2 separate regions of the Homo sapiens genome follow, and region 2 is linked to region 1. A link is a loop called in an ENCODE intact Hi-C map of the cell type or tissue named here. Cell type or tissue: heart right ventricle. All regions are shown on one strand. Each heading gives the region's core, and the rest is flanking DNA. Links, peaks and the distances in the headings are about the cores only. Region 1 has its middle 290 kb from the start of BCL2. Region 2 overlaps BCL2 (BCL2 apoptosis regulator).

Region 1 (8,633 bases), core at 2,777-5,276:
CCTCTTGCTCAAGAGGCAGGATCTCAGTTGAGAGCCCTGTATGTCTTGGCAGCTGTAAATGAAACTAGTTAAAAAAATTTATGAATTTTCCCATTTTTACTAGAAAAGAAGAGAATTATATCATCAATGCTTCTGTCCCTAAACCGAGACAAGCCACATTACTTGATGAGAGTCTTGTTATACTTCATTATCAATTTTTCAGCTTTCCATCATCCATTCCACCCATTAATCTATCATTTCATCCACCTACTCATTATTCCGTCACATCCAGCCAGCCAGTCAGTCAACCAACCGTCCTTTCTTCCATCCCAAACTTACTTCCATTTATCCATCCAACCAACCTAAGAATTCCCCTGTCTTCTTTCTGTCCTTTGTCTTCCCTTCTTTCTTTTCTCCCTCCATCCCTTCTTTTCCACCTTTTTTTCATTAGTGCATCACAATCTATCAATCTATCTGTCTGTCTATCCATCCATCCATCCATCCATCCATTTATCACAACCATCCAAAACTAATTAATATCACTGGTCTAAGTACTAAGCTAAATAAGCATTGAAATACAGAGTTAAAATGGTCTTACCGTCAAACAGTTTATCCTTTAATAACATTTTTTAAAATCTAGGAATGGTATCTATTTTTTCTTCTGTTTATTTAAATGGAAATAATTTTCTCTAGAAATATTTGTGAATCTCCTCACATTTAGTAGTAAGGACATTTGTGGGGAAAGTGAAAAGTGAATTCTTGAGAATTGTTCTGCGATTCAATGTGGGGGCCATCAAGCAAGTGGCTTCCAAGGGATGCTTCCCTGTTTAGCGTTTCCTTCTGTGGGTTTTTAAAAATCACCCAGTTTTGTGGGTGAAAATAATATTTCAGTGTTTGCTTTTTGTGAATGTGGCCCAGATTTTCTTTTGGGTTATTTCTTTTTCTTTTCTTCCTTTTTCTGGGAGCTCTTTATATATTAGGAAGATTAGGCCTTGTTTTTTATATGAATTACAAAAATTTTTTTTTCATTTGACATTTAAAAATTTAGCATATAGTAGTTTTTTCATTTTCATGCAAAAGGTTTAAAAATGTAGTGGAACATGTTAGTCTCTTTCTGTATGCTCCTGGATTTCGAAAAGGGGTGTTCTGGAGAGAGTATACCCTGGGCCTCTGCAAACCCATGGGCTCTGGGAGCCCAGAACTGTGCTGCGTGCCGTCCTGACCAAGCACCTGCTCCAGGTGACGGAGGGCGCTGCAGCTCCTTGGATTGGCTGCCTTCTCCTTTTCTTTTTGTTGAGCTTGGTTTCATGGGAACAGGAGCACTGTAAATATCTCACAAATCTATTTCAGAGGGAACGGAATTAGGAGTGGGCTTATGTCAGAAAAACAATACTACCAGGCCTCAGAATTCTGCGCCCTCCCTGCCCCTTCCCGCCTACCGCCCGGGAGGTCTCGCCTTGGGCTGCAGTGTGCGGACCGGCCAGAGGGGGCAGCACGGCCCAGTGGCAGGAGGTGTGCCCCGAGTGCGAGGGGGTCTTGAGCGCACTGCACGTGCTTTCGACTGCACTGAGCACAGCTCGGTAAATTACAAACTACGTCCTACCGAAGCAGATCCATTCGACCTCCCTCAGAAAGGAAGGATGCATGTGGATGATGCGTCTCACTCTTGTACTCAAGGGATCCCCACTCCTCAGCCTCCCAAAGTGCTGAGATTACAGGCGTGAGCCACCGCGCCCGGCCTCAGAATTTCATTCCTTTTGAAAATTCGGCAATATTCCACGAAATATATGTACCATGTTTTGTTTATCCATTCAGCTGCTGATGGACATCTGGGTTGTTTCCACCTTTGGGCCCTTGTAAATAGCTGCTATGAATGCTGCTGCGAACCCTGGTGTACATGTATCTGCTTGAGTCCCTCCCTCCAGCCATTGGAGTGCACACCTCGTAGTGGAATTGCTGGGTCTTATGGTAATTCTTATTTAACTTTCCGAGGAACTGCCAAACTTCTTTTATTTTTAAACAGGAGATTTATTTTTCCTCACTCAGGATCCTGGGCACACATCAGCTTGCTCATTATTTCCCTGGGCCAATGAGCAGGATTTTTCCAGCCTCTTCTCCCTGGTGCATCGCCTTTCTAGGGTCTGGTTCATGCAGGGGCTCAGCAATCTGTCCCACCTCACACAAACCCAAAGCCACACCCCATGAAGGAGAGGACATGTGGCATTTGCTCATGGATCTGTCTTCTCCTTATGTTGACTTTGCAACAGTCTTTGACCCAGCAGCCCGCCTCTTCCTTCTAGAACCACTTTCCACTTTTATTTCCTTCATCGTTTCTCCATCTCTAACAATATAAGTTGTGAGGACAGGGACATTTTCTCTCTTGTTTTCTATTGCAGCCTCCCAGCACAAAATGGTACCTGGCACACAGTAGGTGCTTAGAAATATTTGGTGAATAAGAGAAAGTGCTAAATCTTTTCTATACGTCGTCTCATTTAATGCTTATAACAACTCTATGAAGGGATAATTATCCTATTTTATACTCAAAAACAGGACCAGAGAGTTTAAGTAACTTCCCTAAGGTAACATAGCTAGTGAAATTCCTGTGCTATGTGTTATCCAAACTATAATAGAACAAGCCTGCACCATCTTCCCTGAAGAAAGCTGTTACTCCTCCAACTGCCCACTGGCTGTTCTGGAAAACCCCAGGAATGCTGCCCCTGCGATGGGTGGGTCCCTCCCTGAGTCCTGGGTCTGTACTCAAAGGTTCCCATCCTGTCCCAAAACTGTCCTCCTCTGTGCCCAGAGGAAGGGACCTGGTTCTCCCTTGACTACTCCATCCTCAGCAAGGACCTTCTCCTCTTTAACTTTTTTTTTCTTTTTCTTTTCTTTTTTTTTTTTTTTTTTTTTAGATGGAGTCTCACTCTGTCACCCAGGCTGGAGTACAGTGGCTCGATCCCAGCTCACTGCAACCTCCGCCTCCAAGGTTCAACTGATTCTCATGCCTCAGCCTCCCAGGTAGCTGGGACTACAGGCCCCCACCACCACACCCAGCTATTTTTTTTATTTTTAGTAGAGACTGGGTTTCACCATGTTGGCCAGGCTAGTCTCGAACTCCTGATCTCAGGTGATTCACCAGCCTAGGCCTCCCAAAGTGCTAGGATTACAGGCATGAGCCACCATGCCCAGCCAAGGACCCTCTCCTTTATGTCCCACAGCAATGCAGAGGTCAGGCAGTGACATTTAATAGGACTTTATTCATAGTTTGAGGCTAATGAAAGCACAAAACTGAAAAAAAAAATGACAAACATCCTTGGGCTCAGATCCATCCCAGGGCTCCTCGCTGGGCCACGCTGGCCTCCCAACCAGCCTGGCCCCCAGGGCCTTTACAAGCCAAGCAGCTCACCCGCCTCCCCAGCACACCCCAAGCATCTCTCTCGTGTTAGTCCGCTCGGCCTGTCATAACAAATTACTACAGACTGGCAGCTTAAGCAATGGAAATGTATTTCCTGGAGGCTGGTTCTGGAGGCTAGATGTCTGAGATCAAGGTGTTGGCAGGAATGGGTTCTTCTGAGGCCCCCCTCCTCAGCTTGTAGATGCCGCCTTCTGCCTGTCTTCGCGTGGTCGCCTCTCTGTGTGTATCTGTGTCCTATCTCTTCTGCTTATAAGGACATAGTCACATTAGATTAGGGCCCATTCTGACAACCTCATTTTAACTTAATTGACTCTTTAAAATCTCCACTTCCAAATGCAGTCACATCATGAGGTACTGCCAGCTAGAACTTTAATATATGAATTTGGGGGGGCAGGGGGCCTAGCCAGCCTGTCGCGACTCAGCAGAGAAGTACGTTTGCCCTTTCCCGGGAGTGTAGGGTACTCTGCCCCCATGTCACGGTAATCTTGTTGGCCTCTTCCAAAGACGACTGCCAGTGGCTCTATTTGTTTGTTTCTCCTTATCCAGTGGGGAAAATTCTCGAGTCACATGGCTCTGTGTAAAACAATGGGTGTCTGGTGGGGGATGACGGGCTAAAAGGGCCCACCAAACTGTAAAGTTGCAAAATTCTGTATTTCTAAAATATTTCCAGAGAATATCAATTAGGAGACGATATGGAAAGCGGGGAAGGGTCAAGAGACAGGTTGCTGAAAATAGAAGCCCATCCTCAGTCCGGAATTCTGCCTATCCTAGAGGCTAAGCCTCGCATTTCAGCCCTGTGGGTGGAGCTGTTGCCCATCCTGTGTGAATAGAGTACCTGGCTTCGTGGGTATCAATCCAGGACCACAAAGCACAGCTTTCTTTCTCTCCTGGAACCTTAAATTGAGGTCTGTTCTGTACTCGTCTGTGCGCCAGGTCTTGGCAGCCTTCTCCGGACCTTGGGGCTCTTTGAGTACTTACAGTCTTTGTTCAAATAAGCAGTCTCCTGACGGCTGGCCCAGATGTGGAGCCCACATCTGGAAGCTATCCCTAGTCTTGGCCCAGGCATTCAGGCTTAGGCGATGTGTGTTTCAGGTACAACCACACCCTGCCTGTTGGTCCAAACATAAGGGCCTGTGCAGGGCAGAGGTCTTGGAGGCTGGCGGCTGGCTTGGAGACAGTGTATTAGGTTAAATCCTAATGGGCAGTCATTTGGAAATATACAGGGACCCCCTGCCAATGACTTCATGCTGTGTTCCTGTCCTACCATCCTTCCCTGTTTTTTCTTGGCAGGGCTCGAAGTGCCAGGCCTGCCACAAGCACCCAGCAAGCAACTTCCCTTATCTCTCTGCAGCTTGCTGGTGGGGCATTTATCTTGGCCTATGGGTGGGGAGTGGTTATCCAAACCTCAGACTGAGTCTTCCAGTTGGGAGTTTATAGCTGAGACGTATGGTGCAGGCATGAGGGAGAAATATCCCTACATCACAAAGTGCTGAGTTTAGGAGGGTTCCTATACTTAAGGAAAACTGTGCTACAAAGCCCCAAATGCGGCACAGCTTGCTTCAGACCCACAGCACTTTTCCAAGAAAGGAAATACCCTGTTCATCATCCCCAAGAAGAGCAAGGACCAAGAGGGGTTTATGTGCAGGAAGGAGGGTGGCATTGCTGGGAGTTCGTCTGAGTAAATGCTTGTTTCAGGAGCTTGTGTCAAGCAGTTAGCGCCTGTTGATAGATTTCGGGTATGACAGGTCCAAGGAACCAGGATCCTCACTGAACCTGTCTGGCCTGACCTACGATAGATTTTTTTTTTCCTTGAATCAACTTAAAAGTTTCTCAAGTAGAAAATTTTAAAAATACAGATAAAGGGAAAAAAATCATTCCTCAAATCTCTACATCATAGATGCCAATGTTCACACTTTGGCTTATACACTACTATAATGGACTGAATGTTTATGCTCCCCCCAAATCCACATGTTGACATCCTAACCCCCAGGTGATGGTATATGGGAGGTGATCAGGTCGTGAGGTGGAGCTTGCACAATTGGCTTTTGTGCCCTTATAAAAGAGACCTCGGAGAGCTGTCTTGGCCCTTCTACCACCTGAGACACAGTGAGAAGAGCTGTCTGTGAACCAGGAAGAGGGCCCTCACCAGACACCAAATCTGCTGGCACCTTGATCTGGGACTTCTCAGCTTCTCAAACGATGAGAAATACATGTATGTTGTTTATAAGTCACCTAGTGTATGGTATTTTCTTACAGCAGCCAGGGATGGACTAAGACAACTGCCAGCCTTTCTCTTGTATGTATGAATAAACACTTTTCAAAATAATGACAGGGAATTATTCTGAAATATTATTTCCTAACCTGCTTTTCACTTCACAGATGGTAATAATTTTCTTTTCTGTTTTTTTGTTTGTTTGTTTGTTTTTGTTTTCTTTTTTTTTTTGAGATGGAGTCTAGCTCTGTCACCCAGGCTGGAATTCAGTGGCGTGATCTTGGCTCACTGCAACCTCCGCCTCCCGGGTTCAAGTGATTCTCCTGCCTCAGCCTCCCAAGTTACTGAGATTACAGACGTCCACCACCACATCCAGGTAATTATTGTATTTTTAATAGAGACTGGGTTTCACTATGTTGGCCAGGCTGGTCTAGAACTTCTGACCTCAGGTGACCCACCTGCATCGGCTTCCCAAAGTGCTGGGATTACAGGCGTGAACCACCACGCCCAGCCACGATAATAATTTTCCATGTGAAAAATGGTCTTTTCAGAATCACTGCTGCCTCTTTTTTTGGGGACCGAAAATCTGTGGAGACAGTTTTAGTTGTCATAATAATGAGAGGTGGGAGTGGGATGTGGTGGCAACGTGCAAATGACATTTAGAAGACAAAGGAGTGAAAAATTAGATGTCCTCCAAAACTCGAGTCCAGCCCCAGTTTTGAACATCCTAATGGACATTCATACAGGTAAAAAAAAAATTTATAATGATTTGAAACCCAAACCTAACTTCATTTTGCATATAAGCACGAAGCTTTTTGGTGTGGTTTTAGTATACACTAAATTTTCCAGCAATGCAACTAATAGTGTGTTTAGACCTTTTACTGTGAAATGTTGACTCAACCACCTGGAGAATCTCGTCAGCAATGGCAATGCCAGTGACAGCAGCTCAATCAACATCACAACATCACACCACCTGTATATAGGTGTGTGGTGGTCACTGTATCTGTGATGACTATACATAGAGGTGAATATACTTATTTAGCCTTCTATTTCTAAACATCATATAAATAAAGTGTCTACATTTAGTGGAACATTGTCTTATTCCTACTAAATCTCAACTTATTTAAAAGTAGATTCAAGCATCTGACTTCTTCATTGTATCTTCAAATGTAGTTGTGTCTAAAAATTGCAAATTGACACTGTGATCTCTTGGCAATGCACACTTCTTCTAAGCTCTGCCTTCTGCCTCTGGGGCTGGAAACCTCCAAGTTCCAGCTCCTAGATTCCTTCCCATCTTGCCTCACTTGAGGGTCTGCCAGTAGGAGACACTGGCTTCTGGTTCATCCTGGATCTTATGCTATGAAGGATGGCAGCCACAGCCTGGCTACCAGCGACTCTGAGTAACACCATTTCTGTTTTTGCTTCTCCAGTTCTCGGGGGTAGTCATTCCCTATAGTTACTAATCCTGGAAAACCCTACCTTCATCGATTTGCTCTTCCAGCCTTTCCAAAATCTTTGTAACCAATTCTCTACATTAACTCTCCTCTGAAATACCTACAGTAGTTGTTTTTGTGACTGGACATATATGGATAAAAAATGCATAGGTTTTATTCTATTTGAATTGTTTCTATTATGGTCAGGCCATTGTGTACATTCTTTTAAAAAATTATGCACCTGAGTAAATATATTATCTGTGAATTTAATTTCAGGGTAACAAAAGAGGGGTATTACAAAATATTTATTACTATTATAAAGGGGTGTTGAGCTTGACAGAGTTGAAAACCACTCATCTATGTCATCCTTTTTAGTGACTTCCTTTATCTTCTTACACCTTCCCCTGTTGTTTGACATTCAGGTTACTGCTCACATGTCATCCCCCCATTTATACCGTATTAGTTACTTGTTGCCTTCCTCCACCAAAAGATAAGCTTTATGAGGGCAGCCATTTAATCTGTTGCGTTCACCACTAGACTACTAGTATCTGAATATGTTAGCTACTCAGTAGATACCAAATCAGTACTTGCATATGTTAATTACTCAATAAATATTTTAAAAATAGATGGATGAATCTTTCAGATCTTGGCTTTGACATTATTTCTTCCTGTAAGTCTTTCCTGACATGCCTTGGTCAGATGAAATGTCCATCCTTGTGAATAAAATGATAGCAGAATTGTGGATGAGAACCAAATAACAAGCAAACAGTAACACATAGTATCCAATCAGACCATAGAGAGGTTATTAGAGTCCAAACAAATGATGAAGGAAATTGGTTACAATATGGGTAGGGGCACATCTACCCAACTCAGGTAATAAAGAGGTGAAAAGGGTTTGATTAAAAAGTGGATAAAATAGAAACACGATGCACTGGTTGAAGACTAAATCCCAGTTGAAAAGCGTGGCTTTGGGTTTCTGGTTGATGGAATTGGTTCAGTATATTCACCCATGCTTTGGTAGGGTCAGTCATGCCCACATCCCACTCAATCTCTGACCAATAAGCAATTTCACTGTAGTCCTGAAACTTCATCCCAGTCTTATCAGTGCTGTTCCAAGTGATAAGAATCTGTCCTCTCTACTTAAGTGGCTTTACAGTTCTAAGATTATATTAATATAAGCAGAGAAATGGTGAAGGAAAACAAACCTGTGGTATTAATATTTTGTGTTAAGTTTATTAATAAGTTTTATAATCAGGATAATCTACATAATAAATAAGGGGTAGAAACAATATACATTTGAAGCTCTGATATATCAATTTTGGGATTTCAATTTGAAATACATCATTGGTATTAGACCTGCAATTTTAATTCATAAAGTATAAGATAATTTGATTAAATTTTAAAACAGTATTTGAATGTTTAAGAAAAACTGACCTGAAATAAGTATGGTGTGTGTGCCTGTAATCGCATCTACTCAGCAGTCTGAGGCAGGAGGATCGCTCGAGCCCAGGAGTTTGAGGTCAGCCTGGGAAACATAGCAAGACCCTGTCTATAGAAAAAATAAAAAAAAGAAAAAGAAAATAAAAACTGGCTCACT
Region 2 (8,633 bases), core at 3,501-6,000, 240 kb after region 1:
AAGACACAGACGAGGCTGAATCAGGGAGAGAAACCCCATTGACTATAAAAGGAAGGCAATAAACTGAGAAAGAGTAGTGTTATGGGTCGAATTATGTCCCCTCAAAAGATATGTTCAAGTCCCCAGTACCTGTAAATGTGACTTAATTTGGAAACACGGTCTTTGTAAATGTAATCAAGTTAAGAGGAGGTCGTTAGGGTGGGCTCTAACCCAATAGGACTGCGTCCTTATAGGCAGAGGAAAATGCCATGTGAGGAGGGACACACAGGGACACAGAGGGCAAGCTAAGGACCGATGGCACTTCCAGGAGCTGGAAGAGGTGGGGGGTGGATCCCCCTGAGCCTTCAGAACAAGTGTGGCCATGCTGGCACCTTGATTACAGACTTCCAGCCCTCAGAACTATGAGATAATAAATTTCTATTGTTTTAAGCCACCCAGTTTACGGTATTTTGTCACAGCAGCCCTAGAAAACTAGTACAAATGGTACTACCATATATTATTTAAAGATATGAAGGTAGCCACCCAAAGAACTTTCAACAAAGCTGGGAGGGTTCAAAGGTGTTTCCTCTGGAAAGTGGGACCAAGGAAGGACAGGACCCAGGCAGGGCTGTTATTTTTTATTAAAAGCCTTCTGTGTTATTTGGCTTTTTAACCACACAGATGTCACTCTGATCATCTTTTAAAAAGTATAAAATATCTATGTGATGTTATCAGAACAAAACCTGGCCAGCTTTCTTCATAGTGGATGACAAACTCTGAGGATTGATAGCCACCTCCTCCACTTGTTCTCTGGCGTTGCCCTCCGGTCCCCCAGATCCCTATACACGGTCTCCGGCTTCAGGGGGAGCAGAGCCGAGTTGGGAGGGCATTGGCCTGGACCTCAAAGTAGCCTAAATGTCTTGGCACGTTTTGTTCACATGCCTACCATCTCCATCTCAAAATCAAACACAAATTATTTTTGGACTTTTTACGGGTTTGCGTCATCGATGATGGTGATTTTCTCTATTGACTTGGATGATTAAGAACCGACTAAAGGGAAAACAGAGAACAGTGGTGAGCTTGTCACTGGCTTCCTTTGTAGATAAAAATGCAAAACAATGCCTGACAAAGATTTCAGTAATTATGTTACATATGATCAGAAAACCTCACAATAGAGCTTCACCACAAACATTTGTTCATCACATTTTATTGAACCCATAAAAAGACATTCTAAGTGCTCCCCATGGCCCAGATGGAGGATCTTCGCACTGTGGTGCAGGCTGTGACTTCCCTGGCCGTCAGAAGTCCCATGCCCTTTGCTCACTCTAAGAAGAATGTTCACATTGAGCCCTGCAGCCTGTAATGTGGCAAAATGTTGCTGTCACCTCCCACATGAACAGGGCTATTGATGACTGTGGGGGCCTAGTGCAAAGGCACCAGCCCCCATCACAGAAAGAAAGCGGGCAGCGTGTAAGTGTCCCAAGCATGGCCCCGAGAGAAAAGCAGAATGCAAAAGGCAAACGCAGTTTGCATGCACGCAGGGCTTCGCTGAGGTCTATTTGTACCCGGCTCCCCATGGCAGCTGGGGAGCACCTTGCCGTTGGTTGGCACTGAAGCAGTGCCAGGTGGGTGAAAGCTGAATGAAATGTCTAACAGCTATCATATGGATGAACACGCAGGAAGCAGAACAAAGGAGCAGCATTTTATCAGCAGCAGAATCCTGATGGCAGTCATTGCCCAAGGGGAAACCGTTTGCTTTTATTTTCATCCTGGCCTTCAGTTTCCCTGGGTAACACCTTCCAGCCATCCCAGTGGTTACCTTACCCACCTACGTGGTTATCAGACGTCTAGACTCAGCCAGGTGTTTTCCCATTCCATATTGCAGGGGGCAAGGTCACCTCGGAATGGACTTCCAAAGGCAGGTGGGAATTACGCCAATGAGAAAGCAAGTCACAATTCAAATACTCGCTGTATGTGGGAATCTATATTGAACAGAAAGAATAAAATGACTCCATTTTTATTCTGTGAACTCTCCCTTCCAGACCCTCATACAGAAGAGAGTGTGGATCCATTTAAGGCTGACTACATTCAATTGCACACATCTGCTTTCTAATTGTCTCAGTTACCATTCTCCACAGCTGGCCTTTTCTCCGTTTTTGCTTTTAAAACATCACCTCTCAACATATTGTGAGGAAGACCAAACCCTTAGACTCAGATGTTCCAGAAACCTGATCTATTAGTTGTGTTTTGAACACGTCTGGCTACTTTTCATCTGCTTTTTTTTTTCTTGGTCACATGAACACTGCTGTAAACAAATTCTGTAGTTTGAGTTATGATATCCATCAGAAAAGCCTAACAACACTGTAGCCTTCACTACAATGCATAAGCATGAAACACCTAATTTTCCTCATTCCATACATACACACACATGCATGCACATGTACACGCACACACACAGCAATGTATCATTTGAAAACGGAGGCATAGTTCCCTAGCAACATAACCAAAAACATGGCAATATCTTTTGGATCTCCAAGTTCTGGATTTATTATGTAAATTGTTTGAGGCTCATGATTGAAGGCTTCAAGATCTCATTTTATCAAAAAAGATCTTAGCAGTTACTAGTCCATAGAACTTTCCCTGACAGCAGGGTACCTCTGCAAGGAGCTGCCCTGTCCATGAGCCAGGCACGCCCTGGTCAGCAGGGGCGGACGATAGCACAGACAGCAAAGGGCCAACCAGGCCAGAACAGTGCCTTAATCCCTAGGAATAAACATAACCCAACTTCTTAAGGGTCAGGTTCGTTACTAATGAGGCTCTGCGTTATGAAACAAACTCACGAGAGAAAGGTGATATCTAGCCAATTGATTTTAAAAATGGAAAAAAAAAAGTGGCCCATGTCTTCTCCTATTCTCCTGGCAGATAACGGGGGTAGATGAAGTGGGAGAAATAAGAGGAACAATAACTCCTTCAAAAAGAAGAAATAAAATGAAAAAGAAAAACAAACATGAGCTGGATCAGGAAAAAAAATAGGGCAAAACAAGCAGAAATGATCTTTAGATAAGAACAGTATTACATAAAACAGCACCCATAATATGTTAAAGCCACTCTGCAGTACAAATCACTTTTCCACAAAGAATTAAAAGAAGAAGAACAAATACAAAAATCAATTAAGGTCCAGGGAAGGGCTCCATTCCTTCTCGAGGGGCTGCTTCTTATCCAAACACTGGCTGATTCATGCAGGTACTGCCAGGCTGCCTCAGAGAGGGTATTTTTTATTTCTGCTTGACTTTGTCCATAGAGTGATTTTCCCATTTTAGTTTGCAAGGAAAGGTTAAGCAGGAGGAGTAGAATGTTATTCCACTTAGAAAAGAATCCAACCCATCCCAGGGCCTCAGGCTCAGTGCTTCCCTTTGGTGAACTAGTTTTCCAAGAGCCGACAACTAGCTGCTTGGTTGTGAGTGACATGAAACACTGCCCTTCCTCTCCTGGAGGAAGAAACCATCAGCATCCTTCCAACTGCTCCCACTGGGAACAAGGCAGATGGAAGAAGACCAGCACGATGCTTGATCCATAGGGAGCACGAACTAGATATTCACTGAAGGAGTAAGGAGCAAGAAATAGATCTCTGACCCAAAGTGATAAAACACCAAAGCCAACTGCTCATTTCATTAGCTGCAAGAGAGCCATGCAGGGCAGCCTTTCCTCCCATAAGACAACTCAGCGTGGAGTTGTTGAATGAATAGGAAAAAGGGAGAGCTTTGAAACTCACATAGAAATAAAAACGGTCTTAGGGGATAAACCATATTTATATTATACTACCTACGCCATTTAAGGAATGTGGTTATACATTTTCTGAAAAATAAAATGTCCTATCCTGTCTTAAAAAACTGAATTTGTATAATATTGGGTTTGCCTAAAGAGTAAAGCACATATACTAATTTTCTTTTTTGTTGTTATTTTTTCTTTTTTTTTTTTTATTTTGAGACAGAATCTCGCTCTGGAGTGCAGTGGCATGATCCCAGGTCACTGCAACCTCTACCTCCCAGGTTCAAGCAATTCTCTTGTCTCAGCTTCCCAAGTAGCTGGGACCAGAGGCTCCTGCCACCATGCCCAGTTAATGTTTGTATTTTTAGTAGAGACAATGTTTCCCCATGTTGGCCAGGCTGGTCTCGAACTCCTGACCTCAAGTGATCTGCCCGCCTCGGCCTCCCAAAGTGCTGGGATTACAGGCATGAGCCACTGCGCCCAGCCAATTTTTTTATATTTTTAGTATAGGTGGGGTTTCACCATGTTGTCCAGGCTGGTCTTGAACTCCTGGCTTCAAGTGATCCACCTGCCTCGGCCTCCCACAGTGCTGGGATTACAGGCGTGAGTCACTGTGCCCAGCCACATATACTAATTTTCTTTGGAGTAAAGGCACAAGTACATTCATTGTACAAGTACAGAATCCAGGAAAATCATCAGAAGAGCTTTGACGTAAAGAGTATTTGTTACCCATCAGTAGTTGGTAGTGTGGCTGATCATCTCCTTGAAATGTGCAAACGTGTGTGGTAAAAGTAAAGAATCGGAGGTAGGGAACTTATACCAGGCTCACAACTCCACCTCCTGTTCAGAGTAAGTGCTGGGTTGCTGACCAAATTAGGTCTTCTTGGACCTCCGGAGCAGCCCTTCTGCATTTCCAGGAAGGAGGTGGACAAGTGGCTATTTTGGTCTGTCTGTCCATCTGGCTTGTTTGTGGCTGGCTAGTTCACCACCCAGCTCATGGTCAGGCTGGAGGATTGGGTACCTTTGCTCCGACCAGTCAGACATCCCACTATGACACAGGCCACTCACTGCAGACTAGAGGGATTCAACAGGAAAGTCCCACGGGGTAAGCAAATACCACCACTACCCAAAGTAAAATTCCAGGCTAGGGGTCAGTGGTGTCCTCATCATAGGAAAAAGGGAAAGTACATCAGAATTTGACAGAGGAACAAGTACCAAACTGCTGTCCCCAAATAAAGAACTTACATCAACAAGGAATATAAAAATGTTATTTAGGACTTCTGTTCTCAGATGTTTAATACAAAGGAGAGATTGTTGTGCCAGGGAACAAAGTGATCCAATATCCACAAAGCCAGAATTCTCCTACTGCACATTTTGTTTCCAAAACACTAAGGAATACAGCAAGATTTCAAGTTGGAGTAAAGAAGCTACTTCTGGAAACAAGAGAGGAGATAACTGAAGACTTTCACAGAGGGGCTGAAATCCTTCCCGGAAAACTGTGCTCATCAGGGAACCTCAGCCTAGGGGGCAGCGAGGGTGGACGGTGAGCTGACCTATCCCCAGACATGTGGAATAGGTATTGGGTGTGCGGGGGGTGCAGTGCAGAATGAAGGCTGGGAGTTGTTAAAGCTACAGAATATTCTAGTAGCATACCACGGGAACTCAGGAACCTCAAACGTTTTTCAAAAATTAACGCTTTGGGCTCAGAGTTTCAGGCAGTCCAGTGTAATTTTACTTCCACTGGGATTGTTGCCAGAAAGAAACAAGCAGTGCTCCTTGACTACAGATTTTTAAAACCTGTTTTGTTACATGCAGGTGTGTGAGATCCTAAGGAGACTTATTTAATTAAGATGGGGGTGAGGGAGCAGGAGGGCTGATGAGTGGCCCTTCTCCCTTGAATGGCCACCACATTGGACTGTATTACAGAACAAAAACCCAAAAGCCCTAACCAGAAAGACAACTCAAGGGTGTCAATCTGTTTCTCCCGTTTCTAGTTCATTACTTTTACTCTTCACTGGAAGCAGTCACATCATTGCATCATCACTCTCTCCTTTACTGGACTGAGCATTTCCAGAGGGTAATGCAATAGGACTGAGGTGATGGGGCTGGGAAACCAGGTCCCCTGGATCTAATCTTGGCTCCACTGTACAATGGGATCAATGTCAAGTTACTCCTCTTCAACTCAGTATCCTCACCCATACAATCGGAATAATGGGGCCTACCTTCTGGACTGCTGCAAATTTTTTTTTTAGACGGAGTTTCACTCTCATCACCCAGGCTGGAGTGCAATAGTGCAATCTCAGCTTACTGCAACCTCTGCTTCCCGGGTTTAAGCGAATCTCATTTTTGTATTTTTAGCAGAGACCGGGTTTCACCATGTTGGCCAGGCTGGTCACGAACGTCTGACCTCAGGTGATCCACCTGCCTTGGCCTCCCAATGTGCTGGGATTACAGGCGTGAGCCACCACGCCCAGCCTGCTGCGAATCTTAAATGGAATAGTATAGTAAAACGCTCAGCATGCAGATGGCCCCGCCTTTGAATCCGCGGACTGCACCTTACCCGTCTTCACATCCTCCTTCATATTTGCTCATAGTAGGGCCTCATATTAAAATTTTTTAAAGAACAACAAAATGTTTTATTTCCTCTAGTTTATTTTTTTCCTGATAACATGCTCCCTGCCTGTGCCCTAAACCCTCTCCCTGGCACTGGACTGGATGCTTCAGATCAGTTGTGATTAACATTTTACACACCCCCTGTAAAACTGGACACTAGCACTCAAGCATTATTTTAATTAACGGCCAGAGAGTGGCAAAATTAAATATGAGATGACCTACCTCAATGCTCCACTGTGTCTCCTACCCCTGGAATTTCAAGGGGCCTTTGTTAAAAGTGAGTGTACAAAGGAAACACAAACAGGCAAAGGAGAGGAGAAGGGAGCAGCAGAGACAGATAAAAGCCAGGAAATCACAGCCCGATTCCCTGCACTGTCTCCAAATTACTGGTGTCTTTGAACAGCTTGCATGATATTAAATATTTTTAAGAAGTTACAATCCATGACAATAAAAACTGTAGTAAATATTAACAGAAACTGACATCGTAGAAATTTTTAAGGGGATCATCCACTAAAGAAATACATGATTTGGAATAATTCCTTCCTGTGTAATCAATGGGAACGAAGAGATAGCCAAGAGATTTGTGGCTCTTCCAGTCAATATGACACCCCAAACCTCTTACTTCTCCTAACTTCTTTGGTCAAAGATATTTACAGGGCACCCATGTGGGGAGTACGCTGTCTCAAGTCCTCTCGGGATGAGGCCTCTGTGGCAAGGGGCTGCAGGGGGCCCAAAGGAAAGAACACGGACTCTCACCGGTGACCCATGGAAAGAAACCAAGTGCCAAGATCTGGAGAGGCGCCAGGGTCCTCAAGGGACTGGGAGAACAGCTGCGTGGCAAGTGGAGAAGCACCTGTGGCACTCCAGGTGGCTCCAGCCAGAACTCCAGGCCTCTCTGTCGCCAATCAAAATAAACAGTGAAGCAATCAAAGTGAGCACTCGAGTCCCATCAGCAGAGCACCACGCTAAGGTCTTGCTGGCAGCAGAGTTTGGGAAGGGGAAGGGCCACAATGGCAAGGGGAAAGCAAAAGAAAGAGAAGAAAGGGCCCTTGTTCTTGTGCAATTATTATTAAACTTGGAGAAAATAACACAATAAAAACAGCTATCAGTAATTTAATACAGGACGATTTCCTATATTGTGGTATGTGATCTTCATAGTCACCTGTAACCCTGGGATATAGATATTACTAACCCATTAAACATTTCATCCAAGATTAAAGAAATAGAGATGAAACCAGGGCAGTTAGGTCAGTCTGACTCCACAGTTGGTTTTCTCAGCGATTACACTCTATCACTTCTTTCTTTGAAACAACCTCACACACCCATGCATGCACATAGAAGAGGATTTTATAATTTAGGCGTGGGGAAGGTCAGTCTTAACTATGACTCAAACCCCAGAGGCTATAAAAGAAAAAAAACTGATAAATCTGATTTCATGAAAATAAAAATTTTCTGCATGGGGAAAAAACACCATCAACAAATGACAAACCAGGGACCTATCTGGAACATAGATCACAGACAAAGGATATATTTCTTTAATATATAGGAAATGCCTATAAATCAATATGAAAAGAGCCAACGAATACTAAATCAGCTAATAAAGAAAATCAAGATAGTTCATAAACACATTAAAAGATGCATAACGACTCATAACAAGAAAAAAGCTGGTTAAAAATACTAGAAGGGTGAACATCAAAACATTTTATTATATAGGCAAGGGTGAGGCTAAGAAGGAAGGGGCAATCTCATAAACTACTAATGAGAAAATAAATGAGTACATCCGTTATGAGGGACAATCTGGCACTATCTATCAAAATTATAAATGCACCTGCCCTTTGGCCGCAAATTCCAATTCCAGGATTTTATCCTGCAGATCAACTCGTATGTGTGCAAAATGATGTCTGTAGGAAGCTAATCTCTGCGGCACTGATTGTACTAGAAAATGTTTGAGAACAACCTAAATATCCAAAAAGGAGACTGATTAAATAAACTATGGTATATCCCTACAATGGGCTATTATGTAGACACAGAAGAGAAGAGGAAGCTCTTAATATATTGATATGGAACAAGCCCCAAGGTATACTGTTAATCAAACAAAGCAAATTAAAAATCTCAAGCAGAATAGGCTATCATAAATATAAAAGAAAATCACATAGTGTCTACATATATATTTGTAAATATCCCTGGAAAGATACACAGGGCATGGGTGACAGGAGCTGCTTTTGGGGAGAAGTGGGAGGTAAAGTGAGGAGGGAGGCTCCTGTCACTGTATA

Evidence for each region. Peaks named below come from ENCODE experiments on the same cell type or tissue, not always from the same donor. Only the 100,000 strongest peaks of a DNase experiment are listed, where the experiment ranks them.
Region 2: it touches region 1 in a loop (3-fold over the local background); 3 of 110 quality-filtered maps call a loop at or near these places.

Annotation. Positions count from the first base shown.
Region 1 is chr18:63,021,152-63,029,784 of GRCh38, forward strand. No RefSeq gene overlaps it. Among named protein-coding and RNA genes, the nearest start is that of BCL2, 290 kb to the right of the region's middle. In heart right ventricle, for the core only: a CTCF peak has its summit at 4,178; a DNase peak (open chromatin) is centred at 4,218.
Region 2 is chr18:63,257,847-63,266,479 of GRCh38, forward strand. All of the region lies in intron 2 of BCL2 (BCL2 apoptosis regulator), which reads right to left. Among named protein-coding and RNA genes, the nearest start is that of BCL2, 58 kb to the right of the region's middle. In heart right ventricle, for the core only: a CTCF peak has its summit at 4,584; DNase peaks (open chromatin) are centred at 4,707 and 5,301; H3K27ac peaks cover 1,665 bases.